2 separate regions of the Mus musculus genome follow, and region 2 is linked to region 1. A link is a loop called in an ENCODE intact Hi-C map of the cell type or tissue named here. Cell type or tissue: heart. All regions are shown on one strand. Links, peaks and the distances in the headings refer to the core of each region. The heading gives the core; the rest is flanking DNA.

What was found. Peaks named below come from ENCODE experiments on the same cell type or tissue, not always from the same donor. Only the 100,000 strongest peaks of a DNase experiment are listed, where the experiment ranks them.
Region 2: a loop joins it to region 1, with 5 times the contacts of the local background. A loop is called at or near these places in 3 of 42 quality-filtered maps.

What each region holds. Positions count from the first base shown.
Region 1 is chr7:138,939,133-138,947,465 of GRCm38, reverse strand. It overlaps Jakmip3 (janus kinase and microtubule interacting protein 3), which reads right to left and starts at 6,736. Exons shown (of 20, transcript NM_028708.2): 1 at 6,666-6,736. In heart, for the core only: no CTCF peak of the experiment used is centred there; no DNase peak of the experiment used is centred there; H3K4me3 peaks cover 1,456 bases; H3K27me3 peaks cover 5,710 bases.
Region 2 is chr7:138,987,426-138,995,758 of GRCm38, reverse strand. Jakmip3 (janus kinase and microtubule interacting protein 3) reads right to left here. Exons shown (of 20, transcript NM_028708.2): 2 at 6,236-6,478. The coding sequence starts at 6,370. Among named protein-coding and RNA genes, the nearest start is that of Jakmip3, 51 kb to the right of the region's middle. In heart, for the core only: no CTCF peak of the experiment used is centred there; no DNase peak of the experiment used is centred there; H3K27me3 peaks cover 426 bases.

The DNA.
Region 1 (8,333 bases), core at 168-8,167:
TAGCTGAGCCCACAGTGACACTGTACACAAGCAAAACCATGGAGAGACATACACATGTGCTGAAGGACAAATGCAAACAGATTGTGGTCCTCCTCAGCCTTAAAGGCTGGAGAGATGGCTCATCGGCTAAGAGCCCTTGTTCTTCCAGAGTATATGAGTTCAAATCCTAGCACCCGTGTCAGGCAGCTCATAACTGCCTGCAACCCCAGCTCCAGAGAATCCGATGCCCTCTTCTGGCTCTACTGACACCAGAAACATAAACACATGAATAAAAAAAAATTTTTTTAATTAACAAGAAGACAGAGGGGGATGCCAGCACCTCCCAGTGCAGCATGGATGAGCCTTGAAGAGATGATGTCTGGTGAGACAAGCCAGTCACAAGAAGGTCCACACTACAATTTCACTCCTGATGACCCAGAATGGGCAGATCAGAAATGGTGGGAGCCTGGGAGGTCAACGGGGGGGTGGGGTCTAAAGAGGATAACCTTTCGGAGGTTTTTTTTTGTTGTTTTTTTGTTTTGTTGTTTGTTTGTTTTTTAATTGGATATTTTATTTATTTACATTTCAAATGTTATCCCCTTTCCTGACTCCCCTCTCCAGAAACTCTCTATTCCATCCTCCCTCCTCCTGCTTCTCTGAGGGTATGCCCCCACCTATCCACCCACTCCCGCAAAGAAAGGACTGAAGGAGCTGAAGGGGTTTGCAACACCATAGGAAGAACAACAATATCAACCAACAAGAGCTACCAGGGTCTAAACCACCAACCAAGGAGTACACATGGAGGCACCCATGGCTCCAGCCATATATGTAGCAGAGGATGGCATCAATGGGAGAAGAGGCCTTTGGTCCCATGAAGTTTCAGAGGTTTTTTTTTTTTTTTTAAATTCTACAGCCGGGCGGAGGTGACACACACCTTTAGTCCCAGTACTTGGGAGGCAGAGGCAGGCAGATTTCTGAGTTTGAGGCCAGCCTGGTGTACAAAGTGAATTCCAGGACAGCCAGGGCTATACAGAGAAACCCTGTCTCAAAAAAAACAAAAAAAACAAAAAACAAAAAACAAAAAACAAACAAACAAACAAACAATTTCTACTCCCTCTTAATGTGTGTGTTTGTGTGTCTACACGTGAAGGTTTCTACAGAAGACAGTGTCCTATCTTCTGGAGCTGGAGCTACAGGCACTTACAAGATGCCCCAAATGGGTGCTGGGAACTGTACTCAGGCTCCCTTGTGATCCATGAGGTTTTATTCTATCAGAGGTTGCCAGCCTGTCAAGGGCCAATATTCTACAAGCTTCCCCCACCAGGTAGACCGTTTGTTTATGCAAAGGCGCCTGTTACCTCCTGCCTTGGAACAGAAACCAATTGCTGCTTCTCCCCTGCTGTGCTTGCTGGGCCCCTTTTGAGTGGTGGCACACCTTTTTTTTTTTTTTTTTTTTTTCAAAAAGAAACCACCTTATTCCTTTGTGCGACATCAGAATTATTCTTTGTTTCTAACACTTGGAAGAGCAGAAAGGGCTCTTAACTGCATAGCTGTCTCTTCAGCCCCTGAACCTTAGGTTTGCAAGACAAAAATAGATCTAGAGGTGGGTGACGGGCGTGATGGTTTCATAAAAGTGTAAATGTGCTTAATGCTACAGAACTGTACCCTGCTCAAGAGGCCCAGGTGTCAAATCTTATAATGTGCATATTTTGCCACAGTTAAGACACACACAGCCTACAAAGTCACCTCCACCCCCTCTTTAAGCTTGTGCTGCAATGGAATCCCTGGGGAGAGTGGGAGACAGCAGCTTCCTCTGACTCCTGAAAGGCCTTACTACCCTGGGTAGCCCCTGCCCTGTCCCTGCCCTCGGGGCTCACGCTGGGATAAAAGGAGGCAGGAGTGCAGAGGGGGAATCCTGAATCTCACTTCTTCTTGGGTTTGCTTCCCGGTTTACTTCCAACTCCTCTTGGGGTTTTAATCCAAATGCTACAGAAAACAAATCAAAACAAAACCAAACCAAACCAACAACAACAACAACAACAAAAACCAGAAGATCTTTAGCCTTGGAACACACAGGATCCCCAGCCCTGGAGTTTCAGCTGCTCCTGGTGGTGGTGACAGTGGTGGTGGTGACAGTGGTGGCGGTGGCAATGGCTAGAAGGGCTCCTTTCACTCAGGCTTCCTAGTGATTCTTCAACATTTCACCCTGAACTGCTGAGGGCACAAGTTTTACCAATGCCTGCTGGACATGGCAAAGACCAAGCACCTGCCAACCTCCAATCAAAGGCGAGCACTGGAGCGACACAATCCAGCTGTCATTTCTCCACTATAAGACACCAACCTAGGATAGCCTCGGTGTAGCAAGAACACAAAATTGAGATACCAAGACCATAAAACATCAGCAGAGGGGTTAGAAAGTAAGCTGTCAAAAAGATAGGTGTGATGGCGCACACTAGTAATCCCGACAAACCGAAGGCTGGGACAGGAGATCTGCCATATAAATTCAAGGCCAGACTGGACAACATAGTGAATTCAACCCAAGGCTGCCCAGGTTGCACAGTGAGACTCTATCTCAAAACAACAAAAGAAAAAATGAAATAAAAAAAAGGAAAAGAAATAAAAGGAAAAAAGGAAGGATTGGGGAGATTCAATAGATCTTTACTACTCTATGAAAGTCTAAAAAACCTGAGTTTGAATCCCCAGGAGCCGTGAGAAAAAGCCAGGTATGGGTAATGTGTCTGTGTTCCTAGCACCCTGTTGTGAAATGGGGAGTTGGAGACAGAAGAATCCCAGAAGCTCTGGAGACAGCGAACCTGGAATGTGTAGTAGGAAACAAGAGACCCTGTCTCAAGATAGAAGTTAAGGATTGATATTTTACTCTGACCTCCATATGTGTGTGATATGATGGGGGCACCCTCATGCATGTGCCTGTACACACACACACACACACACACACACACACACACACACACACACACACACCACATACATAGACAAAGGAAAAATAAGGAAGAAAGAAGGCAAGTAAGCCACTAGGAAGGACTTCATGGCACTATTGGGTGCAGATTCCGATGTGGGCTTTCTGAGAGCTCAGTCTACTACTTTTGTCTGATAGCTGAAGGGTGATTGAGATAGCCACCCTTTTGGGTTGTGTTGCCCCAGTTTGAACATCAGGCTGTGTGGAATCAGAGCTGCAGAGAGACCCAGAGTATGCAAGCATGGCTGTAATGTCAGCAAGGCTCCAGTGTTAGTTAAAGGACTGCTGTTGTCAGCTGCTCCAGGCTAGACCTGCCCCACCCCCACCCCACCCTGATCCTTCAGTCCCAGTGGGGACAGGTAATCCAACCTGGCTCACTAAGGAGGGGAATGAAGAAAGAGATACACAGCATGAAAAGGGAGCTGGGGCCTCACAGGGCAGACCAGGTGGAAGGTCCTTACGGACACCACAGTAGACCTTGCCCTTGAGTTCCACTTACTGCCAGGAACAGTTTAAGCCCCTCTGCAGCTCAGTTGAACCCTTTTACTGAGACAGCTACACCAGGCAACAGCCTCTGTTCACTTCTATCTATTCCTGGACACCCGCTAACCACAGTGTATAAGTAAGTACAGGGTATGCAGAGACCCAGTGGATATAGTAGGCTTGCTGGCCAGTGTGGGCTACACCCCAACCAAGCCTCCTATATTCTTAACACTCAAAGGAAGCAGCTAGCCAGTCCATGATTACAGCTAGCTGCATGCCTACCCTAACTCCAGGCTGTCACACCTGGATCCAAGCTCGGCCACCAATTCCAGGAACACAGCCCTTGGTGCTGTCCTCTTCCCCAGCACCTTTCTAGGTTCCCACGGGCAACTGCACTAGGGGGCGAGCTCAGCAGAGCACACATAGCCCCTGAACACACTTCCTTCCCAACCAAATGCTGACTGCCTAGAACACACATATGCTGGTGTAGATGACCCACAGCAAACGCATAAACATAGAATGGGCTTGGAATGTTCATCAAGAAGGGGTTGAAAAGTGTGGGGTGCCCATGGTGAGATAGTACTTGACAAAGAAGGAAACGGCACCATGCTAAGGACATTATGGAAAATCAAACAAGCCAATCCCAGACAGACAAAAGCCAGATGGCGCCACTCATGAGAGATCCAACATGGTCAAGCCAGATTGCAATGGTGGGCTTTAGAAGCAGGCATGTGCTCTAGGTGTCTACTATGGGACACCGTGGCTACAGCTGGTAATCGTCCATGATTGACACTGGAAGTATTGTGAGCTTTGTGTGCGGCTTTTCTCATTGCTGCCACCCAGTACTAAGCCAAGGGGGACTTAAGGGAGGGGTGATTTTATTGTAGTTCAGTTTCACAGCAAAGGGGTGGGGAGGGTTGGGGGAGGCATGGCGGCTGGGGCTCTGAGGACAAGATGTTCACACAGGAGCCCGTGGGAGATGTTTCACACCGAAGCCATTATACTTAGAATCTGTTAAGAGGACAGACATCCTGAAGAGTGCTCTCACCTGCCGTAATAAAGGCAAAAATAGAAGAAGAGCCCATCTGGTTGTTCTGATGGAGAAGGCCATGCTGCTCTCACTAGAGACCTAGGCGAGGTGATGGCGAAAGATTCATGTGAAGCCGCCTCCCGTAAGGGAAACAGGACGGCGCCTACAGTGCTGCTTATGACAGAGTTCCTTTTTATCTTTTCACTTCACGTAATAACAAGTTTTACTGATTTCATTATCAAGACAAGGTCCTAGTCTGTAGCCCAAGACATATTTAGTATTGTGGCACGATCATATTCTGGACACCATGTAGGTCCAGAACATACTATATAGCCCAGCCTGAACTCAAAGCAATCCTCCTGCCTCAAACTCCAGGGGGTGTGAGCCACCACATCCAGCAATACCTTTTGAATTATTATAGCTTTTTTTTTTCATTCTCCTGGATTTTGAAATCACAAAGAATACAAACTTTGGTGCCCAAACCTCAGACCTTGAACTGGCTGGCTGACTGCCATCAGCTGCCACTAGGGTCAGGTTGTGGGTGGGAGATTCTTATGAGAAACAGGAGAGGCAGGGCAGCAAAGGCCATTAGTGACAGGTTCTCTGTTCCATCAGGACTCAGCCAACATCCACTTTCTCCTTTCCAAATCACACCGTTTACTTACCAATTTTTTTGAACAAGCTATGGTGGCTTATGTATGGCTGACGATTCTCTTTTAAGCTAAGGTTAGACCAGTGGTTATGGTATTTCCTTACAGCCACACAACTTGGTTCTGCCAGGGCAACCCCCGGGAAGGGGACACAGGTCCTCAGGCACAGAAACCACTTGGAACCGTGTGGGCTTGGCCAATGCTCTTCCTGCAGAAAACACTCTAATGTCTTCCGTGTTGGTGTGCCTCAAAGCTTGGTGAACCAGACTCCTAGCCCCACCAGTGTAGAGTGAAATACTGCAGGCTATTGCTCTAAGGGTTTAAATTCACAACCACACGTTGGCTTCCTGAGAAAAGAGGGCCAAGAGGGCCTTGTTCTCGGTGTATTAATTGGGTACCTTGGTGGAAAGAGGACCCTGGCCTTCTTCACTCCACCTACAGAGCAAGCTGGAAGTACCCACTCCCGCAACTCTGTTCTCTAGTTTGGGCCCCACAACCAAGGCCAGAGCCTTTTCTGGTGTCCTGCTGTTCTGCAGAGAGCGCCCAGATCTGAGTCACCACTGGCTTCACTGCCGGCTTAGCTGTATTTGCAGGCAGTCGGCAAAGAGGGCTCTGCACATTTCACCATCTTGTGGAGGAAGCCTGAATCTAGCTGGGAAGCAGAAGGTTTGGTTTTTTTGTTTTTTTGATTTTTGCCTTTTTAAAAACCCTAACATTTTCTTTTTTAAGTAGGCAAGGTCAAATGGATAGGCAGGTCCTTTTCCTAAGAAAAGTGCCCAGGCCAGCGTCCTCTCACCAACTCCCAAACGCAAGTAAATGGTAATTCGGTGGCCTTGCATATCCTCAGCATAGATCCCACTGCTGTGCGTTCATCCCGGAAACGGGAACACGGGAAAAATTTAAACCATCTGCCCCAAAATTAAAAATCTAAAAGGCCTGGCAGCACCATCCTGGAGGAGGTACTGTGAAGACGACGAGTCCCCAGCGGCAGCGGCAGCGGCGGCGGCGGCGCACCTGCGCGTCCACACCCAGCGCAGCGTCACCGGCAGCTCCCTAGGCCTGCGCTGGGCTGGCCCTGCTCCCGCACACCGCGGGAAACCGGTGCAGTGAAATAAATTGCCAGTGGAACGCGAGAAATCTCCCAGAGAGGCAAACACCCCAACTCGGGCAAGGCCTCCGGACCCCGGATCACCAGGGAGAGTCGAGCAAGCCCCGCCACCCTGCTCCATCCCCGTGCCATCCCGCTCCATCCCGGCGCCACCCCAAGAGTCGCTACCCTGCGCCATCCCCATACACCCTGGGCATCGCCACCCTTTTCTATTCCCGTGCTATCTCCGCCACCCTGGGCGTCACCACCTTGCTCCATTCCGGTGTCATCCCCGGCACCCCAAGCCACCTACAGCCCGCAGCGCAGGGCATCCGCCAGCCCTGAATATTCAGTGCCAGGAGCGGGTGGAGCGTAAGGAGCCCTGCAAAGCGCGTCCCTCATCCCCTCCCAGGTCAACTGTGGGATGCGTGGGATCCTGAGGATCGCACCGCTGCTCACCAAGGTTCCCCTCGATCAGGCTTCGGGCGGCGGCGTCCGACGGTCGGGCTCAGCCATCGCAGTGGCGCTGCGGCGGGCGGGGGCCGCGCGTCACCACGGGCAGCGCCCCGAACCCCGGCCCGCCCCTGCAGGCGCTCCAGCCGGCGCCGGCCCAGCGTCGCCCGCCCCTTGGCTTCCCCAGATCGTTGCGCTTATTCCTTTAAGAAATAAGTCCTGGGTCCGTTAAAGTAAGAAATGACATTGCCGAAGATGACCCTGGTGGTTTAGAGGGTCCCGCTGTGCTGTGTGGGGATCTAAAAGCCATCCAGGTTAAATGTGCCTGCGGGTCGCCCAGGGCCACGCGCCTACGAGGGACTATCCGTGGTAGGAATCACTCACCCTCATTGCGTGCTGGATGTGAGCAGCCATGAGCAGCGCCCGCGAGTTGCACGTGGGTGTCCCAACCCTTAACCCTTTGCTTCCCGGCTCCAAAAGCTGCTTTCCAGGGCTCTGTAGGGAGAGAAACGTTTTTTTCAGGCTTCAGCAAACAAATGTTATCCCGGACCCCAACATTCAGAGTTCTGTCCTCCCTGCTTCTCTTTGCCCCCTCCCCTTCTGATACTGGACATAGAACCTAGGGTCAAGAGCTCTGCCTAAAACCTGTATCTCAGCACTCTGTTCCCTCACTTTGTTTGTTTGTTTGTTTGTTTTGTCCTGTGATCGTGTGTTCTAGTTTCATTTCTACTGCTGTATTAAAGTCCAAGACGAAAAGCAACTCAGGGAACAAATAAGTATATTCCAGCATGCAATTCCAGGTTATAGTCTATCATTGTGGGAAAGTCAAGGCAGGAACTTCAAACAACTAGTTACATATATCTGCAGTCAAGAGCCGAGAGAAGCGCATGCTCTCACTTGCTTATTCGCTTGTGTTCAACTCCCATTTCTTCACTTTGGGGTTGGGGGTGTCCCTCTGCCTAGAGAATGGTACCACCCACATGGGGCTGGGTTTTCTCACATTAATTTATTACATCCTCACAGAAATGCTCACAAGACTGCCCCATGTAGACAATCTCTCAGTGAGACTCTTTTCCGAGGTGACTCTGTCTAGGTTGTGCCAAAAGACAATTAAAGGTAACTGTCACATCCAGACATTGTGGTGCGTGCCTCTAATCCAAGAACATGGGAGACTGAGCACAGAATAACAAGAAACTTCACAAAACATATAGGTATTCTGTCTGGGTGGGCCTTCACCTGACAGAGTGAGTTCTGAGGGTTGGATGACAGGATAGATAGATGCAGAGAGAGGGTGAGTACTGGAGCGAAGAGCTCCTCAGGTAGACCACCATCCGGCAGACTACATCACACAGCCAGCACGCACGCACGCACGCGCATGCGCATGTACACACACAGAGCTGCAAGTGGGTCGGGGGTGGGAGGCACGTGTCGGGTGATGGGATCTCCAAGTAACAGGTCTCTAACTGATAATACCAATGTGAGATCAGTGGACTGAAAATGAAAATCATATCCAAAATAAGGGTCTGTCCCAGTGAAGACAACTCATGGCTGGCTCCCGGAGGTACGGGTTGGGGCCACGGTACAGACCAGGTGCAGAGCTCGGGTGCTGCCATGTGTCTTTGAGCCTGTGCCAACCTCCCAGGCAGAATTGTCTGTACCCTGGCCCTACTTTGT
Region 2 (8,333 bases), core at 179-8,178, 48 kb before region 1:
AAAGATATGTGGTGTCAACCTTGGTCCTACACATACATGTGAACAGGCATACATACATACCCACACCCACATACGTGCACACATGCATGTACAGCACATATACACTCAATCAAAACTGCACTTTTAGGAGAAGGCATGGCAAAGTGTCTCCATGACCTTGGCACAGGCAAGGGTTCTTCTCAACAAACAGGTTCAAGAGGAATCTGTACAGCCATCCTGTCTGTGCTTCCTAGGCAACCATACAGCAAGCCGTTCCTCATCAGCAACCATTCCTTCCCAGTGAGGCCCCGAGCCCTAAAGCAGCGCACTGTGTACGCATACCCTGCTCTTTTTAGCCGTTTCCCAGGCCTGGATAATGAGGTGGCTGTGTACTGCTCCACTCTCATTAGCAGAGCTGAGAATAGAGTCCTACATAGTTATGCTCATCTCTGACTCTTCTCCTATAGACACCCCCAGGAAGCACTGTAATGAAACCACAGCAGCATCTTTCATGTCCTGGTACTGCTGTGGAGTCACTTGCAGAGCAGGGGACCCGCTCCACTGTCTTCAGCAGTTTCAAAGGGTGTCAACCCCAACCAGCCACCTGGGAACTTGAGCATAGTGACATATTAAAACAACGTGTCATATAAACACTTGCTTTCATTTGTGTTCCTTGGAGAAATCTCTCTGGAGCTTCTGGTCATTGTCCACTGTCTTCTGGGCGGGATTAGGAGTCATTGTAAGCTTGGTTTGCTGGAATCAGGTCAAGACCATTAGTGGGCAATGGATTTAGGTAACAAATGCTTTGAGACTAGGTGTGTGCGGCGTTGCGATCACAAGGTAGGCACATTTCTTACATTAAGTCACGCTAATGACAACAAACAAAAGGTGTGAAGGTCACAGCCTCAAAACCTAGCCATGCGGCTGGAGCAATGACTCGGCGGTTAAGAGCACAGGTTGCTCTTCCAGAGGACTGAAGTTCAATTCCCAGCACCCACATGGCAGCTCGTATCCATCTCTTCCTCTAGCCCCAGGACTTCTAAGGGCACTCATTATGCACGTGATGCACAGACATACATGTGTACCAAGCACCCATTTTACATGAGACTTTTTTATTAAAAGAAAAAAAAACTAGCTACAATGTAGTATCTAATATATATATATATGTATATGTATATGTATATGTATATGTATATGTATATATATATATATATAGTCTGTTTCATTATGAGGACTGGGAAAAATGAGAAAAGCAATCAGGGCTGTAGAGAGAGACGGGTGATGGAGAATAGAGAGGATTGCACAGATGGCTAAGGGTATAGGCTTGTCTGATACATGTTCAGCACAAGGCTGGCCTCTGGCAGGGTCAGGAAGCCAGGTTGCTTGCTCCATTCGGAAAGAGCCGTGACTATGAGCAATAAGGAGAATCTTATTCTTTAAGCCCCAGCTACCTTCAAAGCTCCTTATGGGAATATTTTTCCCACTCCATGAGCGCAGAACCATTAATACCCAGAATGGTATGGGCATGGTCCCCCAGGGAAACACTAGTAAGTTCCCTCTATTTAAGTTCAAGACATTGGCATCAAGTGCAGTGAAAATACAGCCACCTGGGACTGTGCAGACAAAAATCACAGATCAGCCATGACTGCACAATCAGTAAAAGAAAGGCTCAAATTATGTGTTTCTCAGTCACATAACTTAATAGCAAAGACCAGAAGAAAGTTCCAGCACTAAGGCAGTGCCACAGGGCTTCCTTCCTGCTTGTCTTCCTTCACTGCCAACTGTCTGAAGGCTCCATACTTGGCACTGGGTCTCCTTATTCCTATATACTCTCAAATTGAAATTCCCCAATACCTGGTGACTCCCACATCCACTCAAGCCCAGTGCTCCCCAAAGAACGCTCAGCTGCCCAGCCAACAGCCTCTACTTGGCTATCTCAGCAAGTCTCCCAGGTACCTGCCAAACCACAGCTCTGGACCCCCTGTACAAACTCCTCACCCAGACTTCTCTCACCAACTAGGCCAAAACCCACAGGCATGCTCACCAGCATACACAAACTCTAAGTTGATCCAAACTGGCTGCTGTCCTTCCAACTTCCCCTCTGCTTCCCCAGCCTCTACAGTATCCTGCTGGTGTTTTGAACTATCTGACAGTGTGCAATCTACCCTCTGTATCTTAGGTTATAGGAAATATTTTAAAAAATGAAAGTTGCATGTGTCCTGAATAGAAGCAGATTTTTTCCTAAGTCCACCAGCCATTCTCAGACAATGATGCCTAAAACACTGGGGCTTAGATGGAAGGCAAACATATTGTGGGTTACAGAGTTTTTATTGTGCATAGTTTCTGCTCGCATAGACACATAATGACTTCATTATGGGGGGAAAGACTTTTACTATGTGTGGTGATTTGAATATGCTTGGCCCAGGGAATGCCACTATTAGGAGGTGTGGCTTTGCTGGAGGAAGTGTCTCACTGTGGGGGTTGGCTTTGAGAGGCCTTTCTTCTAGATGCCTGGAAGCCAATCTTTTTCTGTTTGTCTTTGGAACAAGATGTAGAACTCTCAGCTCCTCCAGCATCATTTCTGCCTGGATGCTGCCATGCCCCCTGCCTTGATGATAATGGACTGAACCTCTCTGTACCTGTAAGCCAGACCCAATTAAATGCTGTCCTTTATAAAAGTTGTCTTGGTCATAGTGTCTGTTCACGGCAATGGAAGCCCTAACTAAGAAAATATGTCCCTACATCATCTCTCAGCATGTAAGTATCAAATGCCTCTATCTTTGGACTGTAGTGCACTAGAATATTTAATTTTAAAAACTACTAATTGAACCAGGCAGAGTTGGTACATGCCTTTAATCCCAACATTTGGGATGCAGGGGCAGGCAGATCTTTGTGAGTTTGAAGCCAGCCTGATCTACAAAGCAAACTTCAGGACAGCCAGGGCTGTTACATAGAGAAACTGTCTCCAAAAAAAACCCAAAAACAAAAATGAGTGGTGGTCTGGTGTGGTGGCTCACCCCTTTAATCCCAGCATTTGGAAAGCAGAGGCAGGTAGATCTTTGTGAATTCCAGGCTACTAGCCTAGTCTATATAATGAGACTATGCCTTTAAAACAAACAAACAAACAAACAATGTGGCACACCCCAATGAGCAATCTGTCTTAGCCAGTGTTCTATTGGTGTGAAGAGACACCATGACCAGGGCAACTCGTATCTAAAAGAAAAGCATTTAATTGGGGCTTGCTTACAGTTTCAGAGTTCATTGTCAACAGGGCAGGGAGCATGGCGGCATGCAGACAGATGTGATGCTGAAGAAGATGATCTACATGATCTGCATCTGCAGGCAGCAGGATGAGCAGAGCCACTGGGCCTATCTTGGGCTCTTGAAACCTCAAAGCTCACCTCTAGTGACACACTACCTCCAACAAGGACCCGCCTCTTAATCCTTTCAAGTCGTGCCACCCCCTGGTGACCAAGCATTTAAATCTATGAGCCTAAGAGGGACACCTTTACTCAAACCACCACATAGTCCAAATACGAAGAGGGCTGGGGCAAAGCGGTACTGCCTGCCTGAGTGAGTCTGAGGATGTGAGTGAGCGTGTCAATCCCTGCATCCTCAGCATCCAGCAACTTGAACCTTCCTACAGAGTCTGAATACCAGTGACATCCCAAGGAACTTTAGGCTTTCAGTGCAGCATTAGAACTGCTGAGGGAGGCACCCGGCTTAATACCCTTACGGGTTCTCGACTTCTCCAGTGTGCAGACAGCAGACAACCATCATTGAACTACCCAGCTTCACTGTGTGAGCTGGAGAAGAACAGTGTTTGATTGGTGCCCTCCACTGACAAGCCTTAATGCACTCAATATTCCTCAAGAATCAGCCGCTCATCAAGTCTGAGGTGCTAAGCTTCTAGCTGCTGCAGTTGCTGGCTTCCTTCCACACTTGGCCCTGGGCATTGCAGAGTAAGAAACTGCTGTTGCAGAGCAGCAGGACCATGCACTAGGCCAGGACCACAACTGAGATACTCAGAGGCTGCAGGTTTGATTGCTAGGTCCAAATTGAGATTGCATTATTCAGGGGAAGTGATTTCACATAACCTATAGCTGTGCCCTTTTGTCAGTGGGCTTGAATCTGGGTCTTCCCTTAGGGTGGTGAAGGCCAGGCTCTGCCAGGAAGTAGTACTTTGTGTCCTGCCTTTGTCCTAACACCTAGCACAGATCTAGCTGCCCTGACCACCAGTGAAGTATGGGGACCATCAGGCCCAGCAGGATTACAGGTGGCTCAAGGGGCTATATCTCAATTCCAGACACACTTGGAGGTCTATGGCAAGTTTATCTGTCTAGGAAGGGTTCCCTGGCTAACTATTAGTAGCTTCAAAAGCATCCAGAATCTCTTGAGAATGAAACATGGATACCAGTTCTATAACTAGTTTTGTCTTGTAGTTGGAATTATGATCTTATTTTGACACCTCCATTAAATGGACTCCAGAAAGACTAAGAATATTGTTAGTGGTTTTAATGCTCAGTTTCATAGCTTTACTTCCTAGTTGGCCATGACTGTGGTGTTAACATTGTTGACATGGCAGGATCTGGACTCACGTAAGAGACAAAACTTCATATGTATCTGTGAAGGAGTTTCTAGAAGGGGTTAGATAAGGCCAGAAGATCCATCCTAAAATTGGGTGGCACCATTTTGTGTTGGAGTCCTGACATGAATAAAAGGAAAAAGTGAGTTGCAAGCCAGCGCTCATCCCTCTGCCCTCTGTCCACGGATGCAGTGGGAGCAGCTGCCTCAAGCTCCTGCCGCCGCGCCTCCCCTCACCGTGAAGGACTGCGCCTTCAAACTGAGAGCCAAAATAAGTGCTTCTTTCCTCAAGTCGTTTTTATCGGGTATTTGTGACAGCAACAAGGAAAATAACGAATATGATGACTTAGGCAAATCGTCCTCAGCTGAGTGGTAAGTAGGAGGGGCTGTGAGAACTACACAGATTCCTGACAGCTTCCTACAGTCTTGTTTCTAGTTGCTGAGAGAAGCTACATTTTGGGGAGACTTGAAGGCTATGTCTGGTGTGTATCTTCATTTAGTGAGTGGGTTGTAAAGGAAAAGAGGCAAAGCCCAAGTGAGACCTGGAAAAGAAACCAGACAAGGTGCCAGGGATGCAAGTCCCTGTGCCACATCTTCCCACTAGTCAGTATTTAAGAACTCAGAGCACATCTCGCTTCTGGGACCTCCTTCTGCAGGTACCTGTTCCCTGCAGTGGGCTCTGTGTCCACACAGCCAGGGGTACCTTCCTATTGCTGTTAATCTTGTAAGTACCCAGAGCTGCTGAGGCTTGGAAACAGCCGAGATGCTTTTTATAAGCAGGCGAAGGTACCCTCAGGGTGTTGTGAGATGGCTGTGCTTTAACAAACTGCACATAAAACACATGTGGTACTGCTGCAATGGGCGTGGTGTGGAGTAACTGAGGATGTGAGAGAGATAGTCTGCTTGGTGATCTCCATGGCATAGTATTGTTTATATGGAAAAGATGCTTGTTGTTAGTGGAGAACAGAAGACACTGCTAATGCTGGGTCCCTAACAAGCCACTCATCCTATCTTCAAAATGCTTTGGAGGACAAGCAAAATTCCCTGGGGCTACAAGTGTGGTCACAGATATAGTCCTGCCACAGTAAGGGGCTCTCAGTACACATACAGAGGTTAGTTTATTTTTCAATGCACAGCCAGTGCTGGCCTCACAAAGCAGTTGCTGAGCCTGCGTTTATATGTGCTCACACTGACTTATTCTGTTCAGTTCAAGTCCACCAGGAAAACCTCAAGGCAAACTCAGTGTTGTCCCCAGGACTGTGCTATTTGACAAGGCCCCCCAAGGACCCATGGCATACACCCTCTGTGGGAGGGATGTCCCATTGGTTGGGAGTCCCTATGTGCACTCCCAATGGATTTTGAACTCCCAAGTCTCTCCACCTGCCATTCTCTTCCCCAGAGATACCCACCAGGGTAAAGAAGCAGGAACCTCTGCAGAGACTTGGTCACATCCTCCTTTATATAGAATCATTTGGCTCCAGGGGCAGGAGCTTTGAGCAAGAGACTTGGAGAAGGAGCTTAGGGCAAGAAACCTGGGATGGGAGTCTATGACGGGGGTGGGAGGGGACTGGGGCAGGGAACCTGGGGCAGGGGTCCTGCATCAGGAGCTCAGGGCAGGGGACCAGGGCTGGGGCAGAAGCTGGGGACCAGGGGTAGAGGCTTCAGTGCCCACCTTGCTCTTCTCCTGCTGCAGCTCGATCTGGATGTCTGTGAGCTTGGCTCGCAGCTCCTCGTTGGCAGCCTGCAATGCAGCGAGTGTCTCTGCTTTGTCCCCCTTGGCCCGGCTGCCTGCACCCTTCTTTGACATGGTGAGGCTGGATGGCCAGAAAGACACCCAGGGGCAGCTGCTCCGTCTGGGCCAGGGTATCCACGCCAAACTCTTGGCAGGTGTCCTCCGTTACATTTTCTCAGTCACCTGAAGGAAAAACACAGCCACGGTGAGCAGATTGTACCTGGCCAGATGCCACAGTGGCCCCTCAGCCATGAGACTTCAGCCTAGAGCTCAGGGTCTTGGTGTTGGGGCAGGGGCATAGCTGACTCCTCGTCTACTCTCATCCAAGATGCTGTCCTGACTGTATTTGCTGAGAACCAAGTCTGATCCCAGAGGCATCTACCGCTGTGCAGTATCCTCGGACAGGGACTCCGTGCATTGGACATGCTAATCCTTTGCTCCTTTACAAAGAATCTGCTCTGCAACTCTAAACCTAGAGTTTCAAATGTAGGTGTGAGACCCATGGCAGCAACAGTAACTGTAAACCATGAGCTAAGAAAAGTTGATGGAATAGAGGCTACAACCCAGGGTCAATCCAGGGATTCACAAACTTCATCCAGGAAACTCAGTGGGTAGAAGTAGGCAAGGAGTAAAGAGATGGGGAGGGGAGGAGGGAGGGAAGGGGGAGGGGGAGGGGAGGGGAGGGAGAGGGGAGGAGAGGGGAGGGAGAGGGGAGGAGAGGGGAGGGGAGGGGAGGGAGGGGAAGAGAAAGGAAGGGGAATAGAGTGAAGTATAAGGGAGGGGAGGGAGCACATGGGTCTCAAGGAGGCTGTTTGTACTTTCACATAGAAGTGGAGTGCCAGCTCACCAAGGAATAACCCACAAACCCTGGCAGGACTCCCTGGAGCACTAGATCCCAGCTTAACCCTGGGCAGCTACCTGCTGCCCTTCCCACCTAGAAATGGAAGTCTTGGGTGTGAGTTCTCCATTGCTATGCAACTAGCTGTGACATCTCCCAGGTGTGTCTGTCCATCACCCATGTCTAGGGCTTGGGAGCCACCTTGGCTGGTCTCCTAAATGGGTTTATTTACTCTGTTTATACTATTGGCTAGAAACACCAGTATCTTCACAAAAATGACTGAGCAAAATGATTGATTGTATTCAAATATCCTGATGGTCTTGGGATAGGGAGCTATCATGGATGCTGAGGAGGAAGCCATAGGCCCTGGTGTAGCTTCACCAACCTCTGTGACCAAGGTGTAGTCTTAGCTTCTGAGTCTCCATACCCTGCCCAGCTAAGCCTGCTGCCTTCCTGACCACATCTTATCAATGGCAATTCTGTACCCGATTCCAGCCAATAGTATCAGACACAGCCCATGAGATTCCTGCTTTAATTTACACACACACACACACACACACACACACACACACACACACACACACCCCTCATTGCCTCATCAGCTGCCAACAAGGTTCAGGGCCCCTGTAGGACCACCATAGCCACTCCAAGACACCAACATTTATCCAGTGTCTCCAATAGGTTTGGTTGGTTTGTTTTTATTCATTTTAAAATAAAACTCCTCTAGGTGCAATATCACACACCTTTAATCCCAGCATTTAGGAGACAGAAGGAGACAGATTTCTATGAGTTTGAGGCCAACTTGATTTACATATCAAGCTGTTGGACAGCCAAGACTATGAAATGTAAACCCCACCCCCCATCTCAAACAAAAACAGAAAAAGGAAAAGAATCTTGCCTTGATAAAACCATGTTACCAGCCCCACCCAGAGGTAACCAACGTCAAGGTGTGTGTGTCAGGGTAGTTCCCAGAAGGTCAGTGCTCACAGCCCAAGTTGCTATGTGAATGAGACAGTGCAGGCCCATGTGGTCTGAGAAGGGCCTTCTGCAGTCACCACTGGGCAGAGTCTGCCTGAAGTAGCACTGGGGGCAGAAGTCAGCAGCAGGCCGCAGCAGGGCCAGGTTAGAGTAGCAGCCTCAGTATGATCAGAGCTCCGATAGGATGGAACCCAGAGATGTAGGGCCTGGAGACTAAGGATG